Regions from separate parts of the Mus musculus genome. Here regions 2 and 3 are each linked to region 1. Evidence: chromatin loops called from intact Hi-C (ENCODE). Cell type or tissue: left cerebral cortex. All regions are shown on one strand.

What was found. A loop is a pair of places that touch in the nucleus more often than their neighbours do. Peaks named below come from ENCODE experiments on the same cell type or tissue, not always from the same donor. Only the 100,000 strongest peaks of a DNase experiment are listed, where the experiment ranks them.
Region 2: it touches region 1 in a loop (4-fold over the local background); 12 of 42 quality-filtered maps call a loop at or near these places.
Region 3: a loop joins it to region 1, with 5 times the contacts of the local background. A loop is called at or near these places in 15 of 42 quality-filtered maps.

The regions. Positions count from the first base shown.
Region 1 is chr10:19,929,374-19,937,373 of GRCm38, reverse strand. It overlaps Map3k5 (mitogen-activated protein kinase kinase kinase 5), which reads right to left and starts at 2,848. Exons shown (of 30, transcript NM_008580.4): 1 at 2,300-2,848. The coding sequence starts at 2,768. In left cerebral cortex, CTCF peaks have their summits at 2,505 and 3,185; DNase peaks (open chromatin) are centred at 2,567, 3,194, 3,426, 4,199 and 3 more places; H3K4me3 peaks cover 3,981 bases; H3K27ac peaks cover 2,448 bases.
Region 2 is chr10:20,015,066-20,023,065 of GRCm38, reverse strand. Map3k5 (mitogen-activated protein kinase kinase kinase 5) reads right to left here. Exons shown (of 30, transcript NM_008580.4): 3 at 3,485-3,508. Among named protein-coding and RNA genes, the nearest start is that of Map3k5, 85 kb to the right of the region's middle. In left cerebral cortex, no CTCF peak of the experiment used is centred here; DNase peaks (open chromatin) are centred at 1, 511 and 4,481; H3K27ac peaks cover 591 bases.
Region 3 is chr10:20,122,012-20,130,011 of GRCm38, reverse strand. Map3k5 (mitogen-activated protein kinase kinase kinase 5) reads right to left here. Exons shown (of 30, transcript NM_008580.4): 24 at 4,875-5,060; 25 at 2,255-2,360. Among named protein-coding and RNA genes, the nearest start is that of Map7, 45 kb to the left of the region's middle. In left cerebral cortex, a CTCF peak has its summit at 4,559 (motif pointing right); DNase peaks (open chromatin) are centred at 4,572, 6,416 and 7,921; H3K27ac peaks cover 206 bases.

The DNA.
Region 1 (8,000 bases):
AGGAGTCCAGGCTGACCTCCAACTATCAACGTACAATCATCTCTTTAAAGACTGTTTACAGCAGTTCTCACAGCTGAGTTGGAAACCTGTGTCAGACCTGGAAAACGTCAGAGTCTAGAATACTTTAACTATCTGGCCTCTGACAGAAAGCAAAACAGTTGGCCAGCTTTTGAGCAACAGTTGACCAGCCATTGGTGGAAGGAGAGCAATTACTCTCTTAGAAATCAGGGGAAACCCCAAACTGGCCTACTCCCGAGCCCAATGTCATCAGTTTAGAAAAACCAAGGGTTAGAGTGAACTGGCAACATCTTCTTTCCATCACAGCTAGCTTCACGCTGAGTAAGGTATCTTCTAGCTGGGCAGTGATTAGACTCAGGCCTTACTACGTTGGAAGAACCAGTGGGTTGGGAGGGTGGCCACTAACAGGGGAGTCCCCAGAGCATATCCTCTCCACTGTCCCTCACTGTACCTACAGGTCTCTGAAGATCCTGGCCAGCTCTTGAGCCCAGGATCTGAAAACCGAGTACTTCCCTTGATTCTAATAGCAAATGTGCTCTGCACAAAAGCAACCCCCACCCCCACCCCCACCCCCACCCCCGTAAACTTTTAATGCCAGCACTGTGCAACGGCAAGCCACTGACTATGAGTCCCAGGGCCAGTCTCTTCTAATAAGTCAATAGTACTCTCATCTCAGGCCTGGTCATAGGCCGGAGTGAGACAGAGTTCACATGCCTGCTCTCCTCTACCCTCTCTCCTTTTGCAGAGATGGTATTTGGAGACTAACAGAGGACAGCTTTGTTAGGAAACTTTCCTTCATATTAGCTGAGGGTTTAAGACTTTTTTTTTTCTGGACTCCTAGGAAAAATAAGCCTACTCTATCATTGCAATAAAAATAAGCTCAAGTTCCTATTTGGCTTTTTTCCTCTCATATCATTTGGTTCTTTGAAGCGTCTTCCAAATTATAATCCAAAAATAAGAGTGCTATAATTTTTAGAAAAGTTATGTTTATGTAATTTTTATAACTAGCCACCCCAAGAACCAAGCTATAATATATTAAATTCATGTTCAGTTATGAAGACAGACTGTTTAAAAAATACCCAAACCAGAAAGTCTCAGTTTATTTAGTCTGGCTTTCTTAACATGAAGTTCTTCTTGTTCTTAAAATATTCAGCTTTGGCTGAATTCCAAAGCAGACATAAGCCTCCTTCAGGTGTTTTAAAGAGGCTGTAAGAGAATTAGATTGAAGTACAAAACCTTGTGATCACAAATGGGAGAAGCTCACTGTGTTTGAAGACAAAAACCAGGCTTCCCACCACCACGATTATAAAAATTAGCATGTCTATTTACTTGATCCCATTGGATTTCAGTAGCACACAACCATTCCTAACATTTGCTGACAGACGGCTGGCTAATTGCTTTAGTCATCAGAACTCTCTTAACAGTTTTTGAAATCTGAAATGGACTAAAAGGGAGACATTCCGGTGGATTACATTAACAATCACTTTAATAGTCAACCGAATCTGTCATTAAAATTGCATGGGAACTCTTTAAACCATGCCAAATTATAAACTCTTCCACTCACCACAGTATCTGAGGTAATTTTTTAAAAAAACAAACAAACAAACAAAAAACAAAACAAAAAAAACTGGTTCTTTGGGCAAGATTCTAACAAAGATCACACACATTTGGTGTGTTTCACGGTGCTTTTACTCCAACATATAGTTATTTGACCGTTCAAAGTAGTAAGAGAATGGGAAATTGAAGCCACCAAAACTCGAAGGTGAAATGAGTTGGGGAAGGTCAGGCCGCGCTTTGAAAACTCAAACGAAACTCTGCACACAGCTGGCTGCTTAGCATAAGGGCATTTCTGTACTCCCAAGACTGCACAGAGAACAGAACATCACTTCAGTGGGCCACAGGTGTGTGTTTGCAAAAGCAAAACCTACCCACCTCCTAACTGAAGAGAAGTGATTGAAGCAATTATTCGCAATGGTGGGAGGAAGTGTTTTTCCGAGCCTTGTACTTGGACCCAGGGTCTTCGCTGCCGGATAATGAATAAATCAGCGGAGGATCTCCCGCACAAATACAGTCACTTGCACCAGCACACCCTCAACTAGGAGCGGCCGGCCTGAATAGTCCTGCAACCACTCTTGCCGCTCTCAAGGTGAGGCGTGATGTAAATAGGAAGCTTGCTTCCCGCCCACGAAAAACAAAACAAAACAAAAATCCCCCCCCCCCCCCAACCAAGACAGCCAGGAGAAACCGGCTGGGCAAAGCAACGAGCCGAGCTGCCACTCACCTGCGTTGTAAAAACGGTCCAGCACGGCGGTTTCCCCGAAGTCCAGCTTCCCGAAATGCAGGGTCTCCAGGGTGGCGCCCACCGCCTCGCACGCCTCCCGCAGGCTCTGCAGGGCCTCGCTCTCCGCCACCACCAGCTGCCCCTGGCTCGCCTCATTGATCACATAAGCCACGGTGGTACGCCGGCCGCCCCCGCTGCCAGAGTTGCCCCGGCCTCGGGTGGCGCTGCTCCCGGGGGCGGTGGTAGGGCAGCTGGTGCCGGGAGCCGCCGCGCTCTCCACGTTCCAGAAACTGCCCGGCGGTGGCGGCGGCGGCGGCACAAGCAAGGGCTGCAGGCTCGGCTCTCCCTCCGCCGCCGTCGCCGCTCCTCCTCCCCTCCGGCAGCTGCCGCCCTCCGGGATGGTGCAAAAGCCCACGGACGCAAAGGGCGGCACGGAGAAAGTGATGCCCTCGCCGGCTTCGGTGCCCATCTCTGCCTGCCGGGCTGCCACGGCGGCGACCCCGGAGTCCCCAGCCCAGACGCACCGTCTGGCTAGCCACAGCTCCGGGCTGCTCCGCGCGCGCCGGGCTAGGCAGCTGCCATCGCGCGCCGCGCCTTCACCGCCCCGCCGCCGCCTCCGCTCGGGCGCCCTGTCCCCCGGGGCCACGCCGCTGCCCGGCGGCGGCTCGCCCCTCCTCGGCGCCTCCGTGGCCACGCCGCTCGCCCGCTGCAGGGTGGAGAGTCCACGGGGTGGGGACGCCGGCCGCGGCGAGCGGGAAGGGACAGAGCTTCCTCCTCTTGGCGGGCGGACGAGTCGGCGGCCAACCTGCGCAGCCCGGCTCAAGGGCGCCGCGCTCGGGGAGCCGCGAGCTGTCGCCTGCCGAGCGCGGGCCGGGCGAGGGCGCCCTCTGGGTGCCGGCGCTACCTGGAGAACACCTTACGCGCGGTGGGCGGGCTACCCCGAGCCGCGTCCCGGAACCTCCGTGGCCGCTCCCGAAAGGATCCGCCTCTCTGCTCCGCAACAGCTCCCTTGCACCGACTCCGTCTCCTCCACCACCACCTCCTCCTTCCTTCCTTCCCTTCCTCTTTCACCGGTTCGCCGCGCCCTCCGAGTCCCAGCGACCGTCTCGCAGCCGCCCGTCCTCTCGGCTACCCGCCTGTGGCCGCCCACTCGTTGCAGCACAGAGAGCCAGGGCCCGCCCCTGAGGAGGGCGCTGCTGGGAAGCTGCAGCCTGGACCGAACCCACTGCTCCGGGACCTCAGAGAACTGGGAAAGAGGGCTGAAACCCTGTGCGCGCCTCGCTGCGGGACGGCGCAAAAGAAGAGTCTCTAACCCGCACTGTCCCGGTCAGCCCGCCAGGCGTTTGCAGCGCTGGGCGCAGCCACCGCGCCTCGCTCGTTCTGGTCCGCTCGTGGGCAGCGCGTGGCGCTGGATGCACCGTGGCAACACGCGTGCCGAGAGGCGGGAGGATCCAACAAGCGCCCTACAGCCCAGGCCTCAAATGGAAAGTGGTTTATAAGTGACAGGGGCGCTAAATTTAGAAGTGGTCGGCTAAATTTATCGTGGCAGCCGCTGGTACTTTTCATTGTAAAATTTCCAGTTGCTTACGCTGTTATCGTTAATGAGTAATTGATTGGCTCCATTGCCGAATGACTTAATACTCTCATATATCATCTTAAAGTCACCCCTTCCTCAAAATGCCAGATACCTAAGATAGAAAATGCATGGGAAAATTATCATTCAGAGTTGAAAGAGAGAAGTTAACTTATTTCATTTTTTAAAACTGAACCATACACAAATGAAAAGGCTTGATTGCTTTAGTGTGATCAAAAAGCTCCCGCTTATTTTGGGAAGCAAAACCAGATGTGTAAATTCCCAGAGAACTCTCCCAGAATGCTGTAGGTCATGTCAGGAAAGCCAAGGCAAGCTGCAATACGTAAAGGATTTGGATTTCCTAACTTGAGGTTAGTAAGCCAAAATGTAAGAGGCAAAATGTAAATTGGATGTCAAACTCCCCAAAGCCTTACTTAACACAGTATTAAGTAAGGGGAATCTGGGGGCGAGGGACACATTCAGACCAGAACACTGCCCAATTCTTAAATTGTTACAGTATTTTATTGATAGTTTCCAAATAATAAGGTCCTTTTTGTGACTTTATTGTACTCCCCAAGCAAACTGTAAGTCTGGGAGATTCATCTGTCACTCCAGTTCCTTTAAAACAGTCACCTAGTTCATTTTCTACTGAGTAGCAAGGTAGCTTTCAGTTTATAAGCAGTAAGCACACATCAGCAGGCTGTTTTTACACGTGCTTCTTAAATCTCCCCTGTTAGATGAGTCTGGAGGAAAAAAGCCACCGAGGGTCAACATGAGGACAGATTCCTTCCCCACCCCATTGCACCAGGCAAATTTTATACGTATTGAAAATGGAACTGAGTACTTAATACATATAAGGGCAAGCATTTTACAACAAAGGAATGAAAGTAACGCTGGGCAGTGGTGGTGCATGCCTTTGATCCCAATACTTGAGAGGCAGAGGCAGGCAGATTTCTGAGTTCGAGGCCAGCCTGGTCTACACAGAGTGAGTTCCAGGACAGCCAGGGCTATACAGAGAAACCCTGTCTTGAAAGACAAACAAACAAAACAAACAAACAAACAAACAAAAAAGAGGGATGAAAGTAACTTCAGGACTGGGATTCAAAAATCTAAAAGGAATGGGAAGGGAGAAATGGCTCAGTGTTTCTGAGCACTGACTCCTCTTCCAGAGGTCTTGAGCTCAATTCCCACAACCACATGGTGGCCCACAGCCTTCTTTAATAGGACCCTATGCCCTCTTCTGATGTGTCTGAAGACAGCAACAGTGTACTCACATACATAAAATAAATAAATCTTTTTTTTAATCTAAAAGGAAAAAAATTACAAACTGGATAACAAAATCTTTCCATGGCAAATGTAGTGTAGACAAATAAAATGTTATCTAATACGGTTATATCACAATCATGAGTTTCTAAAAGTAGGAAAAAGATAAAAACGTTTCTTTTTTTTTAAGGTGTGTTTTATTTGTCTGTCTTTAAGCATTTGCGTGTGAGTGCAGGTGACCTCAAAGGAGAGTGGGTGTCAGTCCCTGGGGCTGGAGTTACAGATGGCTGAGAATTGCTTGATGTAGGGACTGGGAATTAATTCTGGTCATCCACAAGCGTAGTTTGCAAGCTTAGCTAATGAGCCATCTCTCCTGCCCCTAAAAACATTCTTTAGAAAGAAACAAAGCCATATGCAATTCATGATCATGGGAATATAAGTGACTCTTGCATGTATAAAAAGAAATCCTACTCTATTGATAATGAAATATGTGCAAATTAAAATTTATAGTAATATAACCACATTCACTAAATCTATTGGCAAAATCCTGAAGTTTTCCAACACACTTTTTGAGACTGGATGTAAGAAAATAGACACTCTTATTTGTAGGCTTATTGTTTTTAAAACCTATTTTAATAAGGGTTCTTAAATGCTTCAACCTCCCGTATAGCCCACCAATCAAAGGTAGGGGAAAAAGATGGTTAATGGGCCTGTTTAGAAGTGTTGTGGATTGCCCTGATGCTGTTTGTATTTTGATGCTCATTCTGCTTCCTCAAGAGGGGCTGCCCAGGAGCTGGTGAGATGGCTCAGTGGGTAAGAGCACCCGACTGCTCTTCTGAAGGTCCGAAGTTCAAATCCCAGCAACCACATGGTGGCTCACAACCACCTGTAATGAGATCTGATGCCCTCTTCTGGTGTGTCTGAAGACAGCTACGGTGTACTTACATTAAATAAATAAATAAATCTTTAAAAAAAAAAAAAAAAAGAGGGGCTGCCCAGATGAGGAGTGGATCGAGTATGTACTCATGTGGACCTTCTCCCCATTTTAACTGGGCAATAAAGATGGCAGATACCAACAGTTGGGTGAAGGATAAGGTGGGATTTCCGGGTCCCAGGAGAAGGAGGAGTTGATAGAGGGGAAGAGGGGATTCGGACCAGGCTATGGGGTGGATAGGAAGTAGCAGACTTGTAACTCTGAGAACAGATAGTTTGTAGCCTCCACAGGCTCTGCTGAGGCTAAGGAGGATGGGGCAAGAAATTCTTCGACCAGCAGTTGTGTTATCTGGCTAGTTTTAAAATATAAAAGGCTGCCTGGTGTTTTCCATCCGAGTTAACTTAGGTGGGCCGAAGAAAGGGCGGTTGTTAGAGGCTTGGGAAAGCCAACCATGGGAACTGGGTGAGATGTCCATTGCTGGCACCGGCAAGGAGCAAGCATGCATCTTAAAATTATATGCAACACAAACTTAGTTCTTTGAAGTGATTCCACTCTTGGTTATCATTGGTCCAGTTCACTTAAATCGGCAGCAGTGGCTGGATCCAGGAGAAACCGAGAGGCTCCGCCAACGGGCGTGAGTCGGCTGAAGCAGCCAGAAGCAGCTTGAACACGTCCAGAAGTTCTTTGGTACATTTTTCTCTACAAAGTCACCACAAGCTAAGATCTGTGAAGAAAGCCAGGCGAACCAATGCCATACATATCATCATCGGCGTCAGTGAAGCCCAACCAATTGCAGAGCATCATCCATGCATTACAGTCTGTCTGCTGGGTTATACTAATACTCTTTCCCATCATCACGTGTCCTCTCAAGCTTCTGCCCCAGCAAAACAGAACATGGCCTTTCACCTAACAGCTTCCAGAAAAACATCACATGACACCACCGAGTCTCCAATGAAACCGGAAATGCCCCCTTCACTCATTTCTAGTGGAATGGGAAGTAATGAAAACCATGGGTGTGTTGGCGCATGCCTATAATCCCAGCACTTGGGAAGCTGAGCAAAAAGATCACAAATTTGAAGCCAGCCTAGACTACCTAACCAGAACTTGTCCTAACAAAACATACCTACCTACATATATACATACACACATATATACAACAACTGTAAAGTGAGATTGTTAATATCTAGCAAAATTGGACTGGAGAGATTGCACAGTGGTTAAGAACACTCCCTGCTTTTCCAGAGGTCCTGAGTTCAATTCCCAGTACCCACATGGTGGCTCACAACCATTATAATGGGATCTGATGCCCTCTTCTGATGTGTCTGAAGACAGCTGAAGTGTACTCATATACATAATAAATAAATCTTTAAAATATCTAGCAAAATACATATAAATTTATGCTTATAAAATGTATCTTTGTTAAGAGTCGTGATTTTTTTGTTTACAATGATCTGGTTTCAGGTGTGAATACATGTATTCTACCCTAGCTAAGAAAGGGTGGGGTGGAGCATTAGTTATCCCTGGCTCAGTGTTAGCTGAGGAAAGTGTCCATTTTAGGCCTCCCTGATACTTGATGCTATGCCCAGAAGTGACTCTTGCCAGAATTGAAGTCGTGGAGTTTTTTTGGTTTTGTTTTGTTTGTTTTTTAATCCTATAGTTGTCCTGGATAACATTTCAACAAAAGACTTAAAGAGTCCTGTACACACATTCCTGAAATTTTCTCTGCTTCCTGCTCTTGGAATCTGCCTCAGCCTAGAGGAATTGCAATCATTCTGTGCTCAGCCTCAGACCTCTCGACTCTGTCTGATCATTATCTAGATTTTCCTTCTTATCAGAAGGTGCATCTCTTCCATTCTCCCTTTTCCACTGCTGATAGTATAATATTTAAAAAATACAAAGAGGATGAATACAATCGAAAATCATTATTTGAA
Region 2 (8,000 bases), 86 kb before region 1:
CAGATTTGCCTGACTCCCTCCTCTCTGCTAGCAAGGAGGTGCACACACCTTACACCTGCCTGAGTCTCTGCAATGGTTTTCCTGGTCCACACTGCCTTCCCTGCTACACTCTGACCTCCACACTGACTGCCTGCTATCCTCTCTCTACCCAGCTCCCAGACAGTCTTTAACATCTACCTACGTGAGCTACAAACAAAGCTGCACGAAGCCCCACAGGCGAGCCTGTGATGAGGGTAAGGCTTAGGCTGCTGTCCACAGACTCCCAACCCCTGCACATCCTGCCTTTCGCTAGCTGCAGTCTGTGCCCTCTCCCAGAGTCACTAAGACCAGGCTTGGCTGACCTAGCAGTTTCCAGATCATGCCAAATGAAGGGACATTTGTGCCCAACAGAAGCACTGTTGGGAGATGACAAAGGGAACCGGACTATAGACCCCGGGGTAAGCAAGTCTGACTGCAGTTAGGGCCCAAAGAAAAGGACCGCAAGGCAAGCTAAAGACTTTCAACTATGTATTCTGAGGAGTGTGAAGCGAGCAGAGGATCCTGGGCAGAGAAGACAAAACAAGAGTGGCTGTGCACGTGGGCATTCTGGGTAGGCAACAGGATAGACTGTAAGAGCAGGAGCCAAGATGTAAGGAAATGAGGCAGAAAGCTATGTGGCATAACCAGCTCGGGGTTGAGGCAACCTGAACCAGTAAGTCCTTATAAAGCTCAAGCTTAGCACCCAAAAGGAGAATCAACTGGGACGGAGATACAGCTGCATGCACGGGAAGGCGCTGAAGGTGGATCCAAGTGGGGCCTCTTTACAAGAATGGTTGCATTACCAGGAAGCAAGAATGCGGCCTCACTGTCAGCACGCTGCTTTCTTAAGAACCTCAGGCAGCAGACCCCACATAGAGCCCCCCCCCCCCCCCAGCTAAACTCTGAGAAGACTAAAGAGACTGAAACTTGAAGTGGGCTGGAATGGAACGCTCACTTGGAAGGAGTATAGCTTGCCTTCGAAAGACCGGGAGGGATTTGGGGTGCATGGGAATGTAAACACAGATCAGGGTCTGATTTGAGATAACCCAATGAAATGCCAGGGACCTCTAAGGGAAACCCATAAAGAAAAGCGTATGCAAAGGTCTGAGCAGTAGACGGGATGTGTGCCTCCTGGACAGCACTAGGAGTCCTGGCCTCAGGCGTGCAGGGAGTGTGCACTCTCTTACTGCTCGGCCCTGACTGGCAAGAGCAAACATTAACTCAGTACTTGCAAGGAAGAAGGGACATGTGGCCTTACTGTCACCATAGCCTCAGTGCTTACATGACCACAACACACACAGAAGAGGCTCTTGGTGCCACTTTACAGGCGAGGTGGCATCGAGCTTAGACCAAGCTCCTGGCCTTGGTGTATTCAAGCTTCTCGCCCAGTGCTTTCTCTGTAGATAGAGCATGTTGTTGTTGTTAGGGTGAATTAACCATCTCACATGACCTTCATAGGGCGCTGCACTTGCTCTCCCTCCCGATATCGCCTTCACAGGCATCTGCATGAAGTAATAATGACAGCTCACTACAAGCATGAGCTTTTATGGCCAGATTTAATTATTTATGAGCATGTTATGCTTTGAAGCACCTGGGTGTCGGCAGTGAGCAAGAAATGAGACTGACCTGACGTCAGAGTATGAGAAGGACTTCCACAAGGGGAGATGTGGGGTTTAAACCAAATCAAGTTGCCCTTTACAAAGTGATGGGGAGGCCAATCAGGAAGAGTGAAAAAGAACTTGTTCTCCTAGGATGCTACCCGGATCTCAGAGCAGCACAGCCACCTAACTTAATCCTTTGACTGGAGCCACTGCCCAAGCTGGATGCATATTCTCTCTCTGTCTCTCTATCTCTCTGTTCTTCTCTCCTTTCCCCTCGCTCTGTCTATATGTGTAAAATCCTAATGCTCAAAATCTAAAACCTATACTTGACCATATCCAGAGATATCAATAATGCTGATCTTCCTTTTTAATCCTTAAGAACTATATGAAGGAACAAAAGTACGTGTGGAGAAGGAGTCAAACGCCTGGAAGGAAATGGTCACAGCATTCAAACACACTGAAGGAAGTATACATAAGTCAGATCACATCCAGTCCCCAGATTGCAGCAGAACCTAAATCAATATCACAAGGCACGAGGCTCCTCTTACCCTTCCTGCCCTTCAGGCTTAGGGAATGCTACCTCCTTTGGTGGGCTTTGATATAATGATGGCCACCATCTCTTCAGCAAGTCATGTGCCCTAATTTCCTAAAAATGTATCTGTTTGATTCTTTGTTTACCTGTCCTGATACTCTAGCATTCCCACAATTTGATCTCACACAACAGTTATAAACACCACTGTTTTTATTCTCAAGCACTAGTGTGATTGGTAGGCACCACACCCAGGTCCTAGCATACCATTCACATTTAATTAATACCAGCTGAATAAAATGTGTTACACAGCACTGAAGCATGGAATGGAAGTGTTCATTTCCTGATGAAATGTGAGAGATAAGAGTTTAAAATGGCCACATTATCCACACTGCAATGCGTCTTCCTTGTGGTGAAATCTTAAACCCACCAACTATAACGTTAATCTTGCCATCTCATGTGGAATTATGTAGGTCTTATGTCACATGTTATTCTCGCTCTGAATTGTAGATGTATACCTGTTTTAGGGTTCTTAAACACTGCCTTACTTCCCAAGATAAAATATACCACTGAGCCACAGGGCCATTCCCATTTCTACGGTAATAGTTCAACATTTCCCATGCAGTCTTTTTTAATTTAAAATATTAAATATCTCTGGTTTTCACATTAATTTAATTCTGTATGAGGAGTTTGCGCTCTGTAATGTGATCTCAAGGAAGAATTTCAGGCTTAGAGAAAGGGCTTGGGGATTTGGCTCAGTGGTAGAACACTTGCCTAACAAGTAGATGCCCATGGGTTCAGTCCCCAGCACTATACAAACAAAGACAAAAAGACAACCTAAGAATTTGCCTGAATGCCTCAAAATAGAAGATACATGATAGACAAACAGAAACACAGAAAATATATATGATATATATTTATATATTCACATATGTATATATCCATGTATATCAACACATATATACATATACATCTATGTATTTATATCCATAGATATTGACATATATGGATAATATATATACACATATATATTTCTTTGTTATATGCCTTGATATTGCCAATTATAGTTCTGTAACATTGAATGTACTATGAAAGTTTTTTTCTAAAACATAATTATATATTCAAAAAGTAGGTATTAGTGTTATCTTCCATTGTTATAATATCCACTATGATGAGTTAGAGAACATAATTGTGTTCATACAGACATGTGAGAAGCTCTAAAAAGGAGTAAAAGAAATGAAAATTGACCATCTGTACAGATTTAGAAATAACAGATTAATTAATGGAAAAGAAAAAAGTAAAAAAAAAAAATTGGAAAGTTAAGCCAAATACTCACAGTATTCTTCTGGCAAATAATTTCCTAAAAAATAAGAGAACAACAGTCTTAGCAAATGGTATAACGAAAACCCATGGCCTTACTAAACATTGTATGCAGGTAAATTTGTATTAACATTTATATTAGCAATCAATCAGAGACATCAGAGGAACACTGTAAAAGCATTAGTGTTTGCAGTCTGAAATTATACGCTTACGTTTCTGCATATGAAAAATGGGTAAGAGAACACAAAAGTGTGATGTGGTGTTCGATAGTAACAACACAAGCACGCACAGCATGCAAGCAACACAAGCACACGCAAACAACACAAGCACATACAACAACACAAGCACAAACAACACAAGCACACACAACAACACAAGCACAAACAACACAAGCACAAACAACACAAGCACACACAACAACACATGCACACACAACAACACAAGCACACACAACAACACAAGTACACACAACAACACATGCACACACAACAACACAAGTCTGTACAAATCCCTAAACAGAGTGCCTAAAACCAACTCTGGCGAGAGCAGATGACATCCCTAAGCACGGCCACTCACAGCCTGAGATAATAAGCAGGGCACAGCATGTTAGGGAGCTGCAGGTAAGAAACGGTATCTTGGCCAATGGCAACCTCACACACAGATAATAAGGGCATCTGACAATAAAGGCCAGTGTAATTTAGATGTTTTTTTCTATGAGGCATGTAATGGGATAAATATACCACATGGACACTATTCCTGTTTCCTATATTGTAAAGAATGGGCTCATGAAAATGACCGACATATGTAGCTTTCCATTGATTAAAAGGTATCTACCACTACTCCTATATTACCAGACATTACCATAACGAGAGGCGCTGCGGCGAGGATGTGGAAATGCCGTGGTACACAAGCTTCACTGGCGGTGAGGGAATCATGATTTAGAAAACAGAAAATGAGACTGTGTATTAGGGAAGATGGTGTGCATGTTGCCATGGAAACAGGAAATGTAAGGTATTTGTGGCTTCTTTCTGGAAAGTCCATCTGGCTGAGGGGAGCAGCCAGATCCAGCAAGGTGAGAGCAGAGACACAGAGCCCAGCAGAGTGGCTGGCATCCGGATGCTAAACAGACGTAGGGGAGCACAAACCACTAGCAAGCCAGGCTCACACCTCTAATCCCAGCACTCAGGAGGCGAGTTCAGGAGAGTTGCCATACATTTCAGCTAGCCTGAAATACACAGCAGGTTCCTGGGCATCCTGGCCATGAGTTAGGACTTAGTTTCAAACAAACGAGCATTTTTACATTTTTAAAAGGACATTCGTCTGTGTGAACATATAGGCACATAGACATCCTGTTATGGTTTGAGCTGAAATTGCCCCTATGAGTTCCTGTGTTTGAAAACTTGGTCCTGAGGGTGGCACTTGTTTCAAGAGGCCATGGGTCCTTTAGGAGACCGGGACTAGATGGATGAAGTAAGTCACTGGAAAGTGAGTCTCGGGGGCCACATTCCACTCTACTTCTCTCTGGTATCCACCTACCTGTCCATCTGTCTGTCTACTATCCTCTTCCTCATCACTATCTATCTTCATCATCATCATCATCATTACCTACCTACCTACCTATCTGCTTATCTCTTTTTCCATCCATCTCTGCACTTGCTGCTGTCAGAATTTCCAGATCCACACTCCATGAACTAACTTCGGCATTGATGGGTCATCCCCTCGAATCACAAGCTTATATAAGTCCTTCCTCCCAATTCGCTTCTTGTTAAGACATTTCATCACAGCAATAAGAGCATGAAGAACTAAAAGGTGTTGGGAGCCGCCCCCACATTCGCCGTCACAAGATGGCGCTGACAGCTGTGTTCTAAGTGGTAAACAAATAATCTGCGCATGTGCCAAGGGTATTTTTCCACTACATGTACTCTGCCTTTCCCATGACGTCAACTCGGCCATGGGCTGCAGCCAATCAGGGAGTGATGCGTCCTAGGCGAAGGATAACTCTCCTAAATAGGGACGGGGTTTCGTTTTCGGTTTTGGGGGTTTTCGTTTTTGGGGCTGGGGGCTTGCGCTCCTACTCCTAAAGATGTAAGCAATAAAGTTTTGCCGCAAAAGATTCTGGTTTTGTTGTGTTCTTCCTGGCCGGTCGTGAGAACGCGTTTAAGAGTTGGTGCCGAAACCCGGGACGAGAAAATACAAGAAAACTCGGGACGGGAGTTAACCATCACCGGCACAAGAAAGATCCCTCATTCCGGAACCAGAACTGCGGGTTATGGTAACGAAGGTTCCCGTAAAACAGACTGTTGAGAAGGATTCAACTGCATGAATTCAGAACTCTTCAGCTGGGGAACAGGAGTACCAGTGAGTACAGCTTTACAAGGTAAGTCTGGTCTTGAACTTTCTAAGGAAAGTCAAGACAGTCTATCAAAAGTAAAGTGGGAAATAGCTTTACAAGGCATGTTTGGCCTTGAACTTTTTCTAGTGTTAGGAGCCCTTTTGTTCTTTTTCACATGTTATCAAGTGATTAAGATAGGGCTGAAAATTCTAGATAAAATTCAGGACAATCTATCAGAAGTAAAGCGGGGAAAGAGAGTAGGAACAAAGAGGAAATATGGTACACAGAATAAGTATACAGGCCTTTCCAAGGGTCTTGAACCCAAGGAAAAGTTTAGGTCAGGTAAGAATACCTGGGGAGAGATTAGAAGGAAGGAAAAGAAAAAAGAAAAAAAAAAAAGATCAATTAGCGGAGGTCTCTAGGAGATACTCGTCACTAGATGAGCTCAGGAAGCCAGCTCTTAGTAGCTCTGAAGCAGATAAAGAATTCTCCTCTGAAGAAACAGACTGGGAGGAAAAAACAGCTCATTACCAGCCAGATAAAGTGTTAGCTAATCGGTCAAGAAAAAAGCCAAAAGCGGCTGGCGAAGGCCAGCATGCTGTTCAGCCTCCGGGCAGTCGGCTTCAAGGTCCGCCCTATGCGGAGCCCCCGCCCTGCGTAGTGCGTCAGCCCTGCACAGAGAGACAATGCGCAGAGAGACAATGCGCAGAGAGACAATGCGCAGAGAGGCAATGCGCAGACTCATTCATTCCCAGAGAGGAACAAAGGAAAATACAACAGGCATTTCCGGTCTTTGAAGGAGCCGAGGGTGGGCATGTCCACGCTCCAGTAGAATATGTGCAGATAAAAGAACTTGCCGAGTCGGTCCGTAAATACGGAACCAATGCTAATTTTACCTTGGTGCAGTTAGACAGGCTTGCCGGCATGACACTAACTCCTGCCGACTGACAAACGATTGTAAAAGCCGCTCTCCCTAGTATGGGCAAATATATGGAATGGAGAGCTCTTTGGCATGAAGCTGCACAAGCGCAGGCCCGAGCAAACGCAGCTGCTTTGACTCCAGAGCAGAGAGATTGGACTTTTGACTTGTTAACGGGTCAGGGAGCTTATTCTGCTGATCAAACAAACTACCATTGGGGAGCTTATGCCCAAATTTCCTCCACGGCTATTAGGGCCTAAAAGGCGCTCTCCCGAGCAGGTAAAGCCACTGGACAATTAACAAAGATCGTCCAGGGACCTCAGGAGTCCTTCTCAAATTTTGTGGCCAGAATGACAGAGGCAGCAGAGCGTATTTTTGGAGACTCAGAGCAAGCCGCACCTCTGGTAGAACAGCTCATTTATGAGCAAGCCACAAAGGAGTGCTGAGCGGCCATAGCCCCAAGAAAGAACAAAGGCTTACAAGACTGGCTCAGAGTTTGTCGAGAGCTTGGGGGACCTCTCAGCAATACAGGTTTAGCGGCTGCCATCCTTCAATCCCAAAACCGCTCCATGGGCAGAAATGATCAGAGGACATGTTTTAACTGCGGAAAGCCTGGGCATCTTAAGAAAGATTGCAGAGCTCCAGATAAACAGGGAGGGACTCTCACTCTTTGCTCTAAGTGTGGCAAGGGTTATCATAGAGCCGACCAGTGTCGCTCTGTAAGGGATATAAAGGGCAGAATCCTCCCCCCACCTGATAGTCAATCAGCTTATGTGCCAAAAAACGGGTCATCGGGCCCTCGGTCCCAGGGCCCTCAAAGATATGGGAACCGGTTTGTCAGGACCCAGGAAGTAGTCAGAGAGGCGAACCAGAAAGACCCACAAGGGTGGACCTGCGTGCCGCCTCCGACTTCCTATTAATGCCTCAAATGAGTATTCAGCCGGTGCCAGTGGAGCCTATACCATCCTTGCCCCCGGGAACCATGGGCCTTATTCTCGGCCGGGGTTCACTCACCTTGCAGGGCTTAGTAGTCCACCCTGGAGTTATAGATTGTCAACATTCCCCTAAAATACAGGTCCTGTGCTCAAGCCCTAAAGGCGTTTTTTCTATTAGTAAAGGAGATAGGATAGCTCAGCTGCTGCTCCTCCCTGATAATACCAGGGAGAAATTTGCAGGACCTGAGAAAAAGAAAATGGGCTCCTCAAGAAATGATTCTGCCTATTTGGTTGTATCTTTAAATGATAGACCTAAGCTCCGCCTTAAGATCAACGGAAAAGAGTT
Region 3 (8,000 bases), 190 kb before region 1:
GACTGACTCTCTCGTGCATTTACTTATTCAATTATTCTTCTCATTCCTGACACACAGGGAATTCATCCTGTCGGGCTTGCTACAGTTTGGGTCTTGAGTCCCCAGAGGGAGAAAAGGCTCAATCCTTAGTGTGGCACCACTGGAAGGTGGTGGGACTCTTAGGAGCTGGGGTCATTATGGGGCATATGTCACTGTGGGTTGTGGAACCTGGTCTCTTGCTTCCCAGCCACGAGCTAAGAGGCTTAGCTCTGTGAAATGCTCTTGCTAGGACGTGTCCCCACAAGCCCAAGGCCCAAGCATGGCCAACATAAACCGTCTCTCTTATAAACTGATTATCTTAGGAATTTTCTGTGGTGATAGAAGAATGATCGGCACAGACCTATAACCCAATGCTATTTCTGCTTCATTTCATTTTTCTGTTTAAATTGTGGTAGCATGGACTCGTGGGAAGTTGGACCCAGCATCCTTACAGTAACCCCCCCCCCTTACAGTAACCCCCCCCCCCCCCCCGTGCTTCTCAGAGTCCTCCTGACTTCTTATCACCACAAGATCTCTCCAGCCCACTTTCTATTTCTCCTACCTCAGGCCTGAAACCAACAGCTTCAGCAGGAACCCAGATTCTACCTGTCAGAGGATGGTGTCTAGAAACTACACTCTAGGTCCAGACACACTTAGGAATCTACGTTACTATGCCCACACCAGCAAACCAAACAAGGTATTCTTAGAACAGAGAGGGAATTCCACAATTTCAAAGGATTCCCATCACTTAAAAGTTGGTGATGTTCTAAGATATGATGCATGGATCCTTTTGGCTTTCTATATCTTAACTTTAAGATGCAGGCACAAAACTTAACATCAGCACATGTGTCTAATTCATGCATGTGGGTCTCTCTAATGGACGGACCTGTCTAGTGACCTCTGCTTAAAAGTTTTGAGTACTGAATAAACTGTCCAGGTACTTCAGAGGTTTGTCTTGGAGCAGGAAGACACTCCTCACTCATGTCCCACACCGTAGTTCATCAGCACTCCAACTTTTATGTTTCACTGCTGATAGAGCGAGAGTATGCTTAGGCCCGTGATTTCCAAACCCAGTCATGTATCAAGGTGGCCAGAGAGCTGTAGTCAAATGGGATTTCTGTAGCTAGAGTATAGAGGATTTTTTTTCAGAGCCATAAAAATATTCTCTGTGATATCTAATGGTGGGGAGACATCATTATCTTCATCCAGACGCACAGATTGTTCAGTTCTAAGAGCGAGCCTGTGCGAACGGACTCTAGGTGACTATGCTATGCTAGTCCAGGTTCATCAACTGTAACAAATGTCCAGGGGGGTGGTGCTCATACCAGGACAGCTTACATGCATGTTGGAGCGGAGAACATACAAGAAACCGAGCCTTTCCTCTCAATTTTGTGATTAATGTAAAACGTTTTAAATTTTTAAAAAAAATCTAGTTCCTGGGCCTTTATTCCAGAAGTCTATTGCCAGTTGGTCTGAGATGGACTGGCGAGCTGTGAGTTCTGCTGACTTTGGGAAGAGCTGACACTCACTGGTTAAAAACAGTGACGAGGGCACAGATATCTACACATTGAAATTCACAGCTATTCGGGACATCTTACAGCTTCTAGTTTTCCTTCACGTCTTAGCATGCTGCCTAAAGCAAATCTCCTCACTAATGGTGAACGGTGTTATCGGTGTAAACTTGTATACACTGGATCACTGAATGAACGTTATTTGGTGATTGTGATGATTAAAATGAGAATACTCAACCCCCATAAGCTCATGTAATTGGGTGCCTGGTCTTTCACTGGTGACACTCATTCGGGAAGGCTTAGGGGGTGTGGTGGAGGTTGGAGGCGTGGCCACTGGGAGCAGACTCTGAGAGTTTAAAGACCTGAGCCACTTCAAGTTTGCTGTTTCTGCTTCGTGCTTGTGATTTAAGATGAGAGCTCTTGGCTTTCGGGTTCAACTGTCATGGCTGCCCTCTGGCATGCTTCCCCAGCACGGTGGTGGTGGTGCTGGGCTGCTACTGTTCTGGAGCTGAAAGCCCACATAAGCCCTTCCTTCTATGTGTCGCTTTGGTCATGGCATTATCAGAGCAAAAGAAAAGTAAGATAGCAACTCAGAAATGATTTTTTTAAAGGCAACAAGGGCTCTTAAAAACACTGAAGAAAACCAGAAATGAAATGGCAGAGGCAGACCAACCCAGAGTATACAAGCACTAATTATCTTTGCACAGTAAGTAAATAGCTCTGACCTGGAACCAGAATGGTAATTGCAGTCTGCACAGCCTTTCGGATGATGCTGTCCAGGGCAAACATCCAGTGTGGCTTGATGTTATGATTCCGAAGAACTTTATTGACCTGGAAAGACAGTGACCTTTAGTCTATGTTAATTTTTTACATTATTTATTACTATTATTCTCTTCCTGCAAGGTGTCTATGTGTTTATATGCATGGGCATATGCATAAGGAAGAGGAAGAGAAAGAGGAAGGCTACAGTTGTGGCACTTAAAACAGCTGCAGAAAGTGTAAAAGCAGGGAGAGTTCAAGAGGTTTTCAATAGACAATTCTCACCCTGCCAGGTCCTGACCGCCATGTAACACAGACAAAGCCTGAGCACATCCACGATTTGGAAAAATCAAGGGAAGAGAGTATAAATTAGCATCCACGCACAACGTGCATGTTGGCAAATCTGATCTTTTTCTTCTTTTCCTGCAACTGTTGCTGATGCTGATATAGGGGAATAATCTGCTAGAATATTCCAGAAAGCCCAGTCACATAAAAAAATGATTGTTGTAAAGATAACTTTTTACTATGACTGGTAAATGTCCCACCCATTTAAACAGTTATACACCCTACCATTCTGTTCTTTCAAAAACCTACTGTGAAGCACACAGAATATAAGACTTCCAATGTTAATCACTTGCATTTGCTCAGATGAGTCTTAATAATATAAAATTAGTGATTTCAACCACCCGAGGCACTATGTACCCCCATGTTACTGTGTGAAGGTCCTCGCCGTCCATCCTTAGGCCTCTTTCTCATATAGAATTGGAACTCGGGACTCAGTCCGATCTCAGCTCTCACCCAACAGTGCTGCACACCTGACCTGCGTCCATCCCTGTGGTCTGTGCTCCGGGAACCTCCCCAAAGTCAGAGGATGAATTCTCTGGTCGTTTTTAAAGACCATCCCGTTTGACTTAGCATGACATTCCTAGGACTCATCTACATTTATAACCTGTGCCAGAATTTCCTTTTTAAAGGTTGGACAGAATTCCCTTAACATCTGGATTGGGTCACTCTTCCCGGTTCACAATGTCACCTATGTAAGCAGGGCTGCGGTTAGAGAACCAGGTGGAAGCTGGAAAATGGTGGCTGAGCTCCAAACTCGTGCCAAGAGTCAGAATGACAGCAGCTCAGTCTTTCCATTGGTCCAGCCTCATCCAAACGACCCGGTTTAGGAGAGAGCCGGCCTGAGGCCTTTCGCATAGCAGTTGCTCCCAAGGAAATGAACTACTTCTTGGACCTCACTTGCTCCAGGGGATTCTTTCAGAGTGAGCTTGCAGTACCTCCATTTCTTAAATGGATCTGCCTGCTTATGTGTCTAACCAGGCTATCACTTAGAACATGGGAGTATTTCAAGTGTGAATCCTTCATAGCCATGGCCCCCCTGCACATCCCCTCATCACACAGCGTATTGCTCACTGCCGCATTACACAGCGTATTACCCAACAAGAGCACTTGACAGGCCAGGAGTGAAACTGGGTTGAGCGAGTTGCATGACTATGTCTGACCTGGGCCCAAGGCTCAGGATTACAGCTAACTAGCTCTCACTCTGAATTCTCCCCAACCTCCTGCCCAGAAGCCAATGTGTGGGCAGGCACAAATCAGCTACATCGTTGCACTGGATGGTAGATGGCTGGGTTGCCATAGTTGCAGTGTAAGCATGCCTTAGCATTTAATATTAGTGACAGGCCCTGCTTGGATTCTCTAGGACCTCGGTCCAGTCAGGAGAATCTTGTTCCTGTTCTTCACACAGCAGAAACACCAAGTCGTTTCCACTCAGAACACCAGTGACTGTGGAAGGATGAAGATTCAGTTTGGAATGGAGGATTGTTTCTTGTTTCAAATACAAATGTCAAGAAACTACCTAACACAGGAGTAATACATTACAAGTTAATATTAAACATTTAAATAAAACCACACAGTGCAATTTTATATTTGCATACAGGCACCACCAGATATTTTTTCCTGCCTCCCATACCTTGTGTGTCTGACAGTGGCTTACAAAGGTCTATTTTGAATCAGACTTGCAGAATAACTTCTGGTTTGTCTTGCATAAGACTGTCAGTGATCTCTCATTAGATCACGAGTAGTTTCCACTCACCAACTGCCTGTTTTCCAAACTATATTTATGGTGGGAAAATAGTGGATATTTACGAAATGAACTTGTTAAGAATGTCCTATATGGAAACCAGAGAAAAGCCTTGGGGGCTGAGGGGAGAGAGAGCATTTCAACACTGAGCATTCCCAGGTGTAACAGTGCATTTCTCTCAGTGGCCACTAGATGGCACTTCTTGTTCAGCATTACAAAACACGACTAATGTGCACTATGCTTTAGAGGCCCACACATGATCCTAAGGAGAAACCCAGTCTTGGGAATGAATGTCTGTAAGCCTTGCTGTTTCCCATGGTGGTTCAGCTGTGTGAGTCTCTTATCTTTGAGGGAACTCAATAAATACCTCACATCTGTCATCCGAAGAGAATGCAGTTTACCGAGTAAATGAGAGGGAACAGAATTTGAACTGTATCCCATTTCTATAACCAACCGACCCTGAGCAGAGTTTGTGGGGAAATGGCGGCCCGTGCACTTACCGCATCCTGGAAGCCAAAGAGGACCACCTGCACCTGGCTGATGCCGTGGCTGTCGAAGTCCAGCTCCAGCTTGAGCTTGGACAGTGTAGTGGCTATGATTTTTCGGTCAGTGGACCTCACAAACTCTCTGAGGCTCGAGATGAGGGTTGTGATGTGTTCCCACTTTAGTTTAGGCTCTTCAGCACCCTGAAAATAAAACCCGACAGGGCCTCAGTCACTCTGTACTCCACGCGAGCTCCCCCTTCTCAGTCTTTTCTCAGAAGACCTTTGCTCCGAGAGGCCTTCCCCAACATGCTTTGAACCCTGTGGCTCCCCTTAGTAGCCATCACTGCTGCCAGAAGTAACCAGTCTTTGGAGAAACAGCCGTACGCCCACGCTGGTCGGTAGCCAGGGCACATTTGGGCTGTGCCCAGATGGGGATAGGTTGAGGCGGTGAGAATCCTGCTGTTGGGAATTTTAATTGGACACTAAGGTGAGAGAGGGGCACGGAGCCATGGAATCTTAATCTCCGAGTCTGCCTGCAGAAAGGTCACAACCCAGGGTCGGGGTGCACCCAAGGACACGGGAGTAGATGCAGGGGAGTCGAGAATGACAATGGAAAGAGAAGAAGATAGAGCAGAGACGAGCAGCACAAGACGAACAGCAGCAGCCAAGCAAGAGCAAAGATGGAAGGAACCGTGGAGCTTTCTGTCTTCCGGACTCACACACCATGGTTCTCTAGGCCAGGCTCAGCTGGGTACCAGCCGGCTACCTCTCTCCTGGCTGTGTGTATCTATCAAAAGGTGTGCCTGGCCCTTCCATGGCCTTTAAAGTCAACTCCCTGTCGTAAAAGGGGCCAGGTTAGACACCACCATTGGAACCCCACCTTAACAACAACTGGGTAATCAGTTATAAAAAACAAACCAAGGAAACGTTCACATATTTAAATAGACCTCTCTTTCAAAGTGATTTTTATTTTATTTTATTTTATTTTATTTTATTTTATTTTAATGTGAGCAAGGCACACTGAGCCTGTAAAGAAAACCTAATCCTCATTAAACTTCAAGAATTTTTATTAAGCTAATTTCTAGTTCATACTGCATTTTCTAACTGTATTATTAAAATTAAGTTTCTCCACCAGGCCAATAAAATTCCCATCATTAGAATTCCATGAAAAATTTCAAAACACACCCTCACCTTCTCCACATATATTCTTGATTTGGGAGCTTGGTCCCCTGTTTAAGTTCTCATGAGAAAAGTCTAAATTGAAAGGCCTAAAGGCTGTCATTAAAGAAACATTTGAAAATTACACTGAGAACAATTACACTCTTTGTGTTTTTCTCATCACAAACTGAATGACAGCCAGAGGGAGGATTCACAGGCAACTTCCTAACACCGGGAAATATCAGGAGAGCGAACTGCTAGGAGAGCAAGCATTTATTTTTGACATCAGCTTTGTCTTTAAAGCAGCAGCAGCAGCAGCATGTTGCCTGGATGCGCGTGTGGCTGTCCTACACAGCACAGTCTCTACCCTGGGAAATGCTTCCCGTCCAGGCTACCACATCCGCTTAGTCATCATCATTTCTGCCCTAACTCCCGCCCCTCTGTGTCAGCTCATTCGAGGGCTTTCCTTTCTGAGACAGCATGTTCTGCAGGGTAAACCTGCCTCAGAACAATGGCAGCATTCGACAGTGAGCCTTTCCCACAAATTCAGCATTCACAGCTTTCCTGCAAAAGCCCTCTCTAGCCTTGTGTGCACAGGGGTGTGTGTGTGTGTGTTATATGCAGCTATGCACACATGTGAAGGCCACAAGCAGATATTGGGCTATCTTCCTCTCTTACTCGCTGCCTTATTACATCAATGCAAGGTCTCTCAATGATCTCCAAGGATCTTCCATCTCCCCTTGGGCTGGAGTTCTAGGCCTGCCCCGCCACACTCAGCTTTTTATGAGTGCTAGAGATTTGGATTTGAACTCTGCTCCTCGTTTTCACAGAAAGTGCTCTTGTCCACCGAACCCTCTCCCTAGTCTTTATTCCTTAAACTGTCAGCGATTTGTGAAAGGTGAGATACAGTTTAAAGAAGTTAAACTGTAATCAATAAAAACTGGGGCCAGGGAGACGGCTCAGTGGGTAAGAACACTCTCTTGAAAGCATGAGGACCTATCACTCGCGGAAAGAGGGGTCTTGTCTTCACTTGCCTGTAACCCCAGCATCATGAGGCAGAGACTGGTGGATCCCGAGAGTGCACTGGCCAGTCAGCCTAGCTGAGAGAGCAAGCTTCCGGGTCAGTGAGAGACACGGTCTTAAGGTTAGTAAGTCAGAGAGTAACAGAGGAAGACAAAGGCCAGCCTCTGACCTCCACGTGTGCATGCACCTGCACACTTGTGTGCATGCAACATACATCCCATAATATACTTCAGAACACACAACACACACATACGAGATACACACACCCAAAAATTAAAGCTTTTCATGGGTTAATAGACTAAGGACCTAACCGATAATCAATTCCCTTTGGGTTTGTTCTGTAGTGTAGAATGAAATGTAAATATTTCTCTAGAAAGGTTTTAAAACATTAAGAAAATAATGTCTACATAGAAAGGATTGTGATCAAGGTGCAGGATGTGAAACTCTCAGAGAATCAATAAAAACGTTATGTGTGGGGCGGGGGAGAAATTATTTCTCTCTGGTTGTGGAATAAAAAAAGAAACTAGGTAACTATTATTAGGTTGGTTGGCGGTAACAAGTTCGCATTTGTACAGTGTTTTTTATTTTGACCTAAATTTCCCATGACTCAGTGACTCCTGTCAGCAATGGCACATGAGTCTTTGTGAAGCAGCTCAGGCTCTGAGGAGGTCAGTATCTTACTCAGATGGCACAGCCTTGAAGTGATGGAGCCAGGACTCTGACTAAGGCAAGCCCAAACTTAATCCAAGCTCCTAACTATGTATCCCCCTTGCCCCAAGCTGGAACATCAGCCGTAAACTGGAGGAAGACCTGTTCTGCCACCAAGTCGCCATGTGGTGCGACAGATGGACGTCCCTGTAAGGAATTCACAGTGTCCTGAACAGAGCAGCCCACAGCTGGCATCTGAGCATTTGGGTGTGATTCTGGCTGGCAGTTTCTGGTACTCCAGGAGCTTTTTGG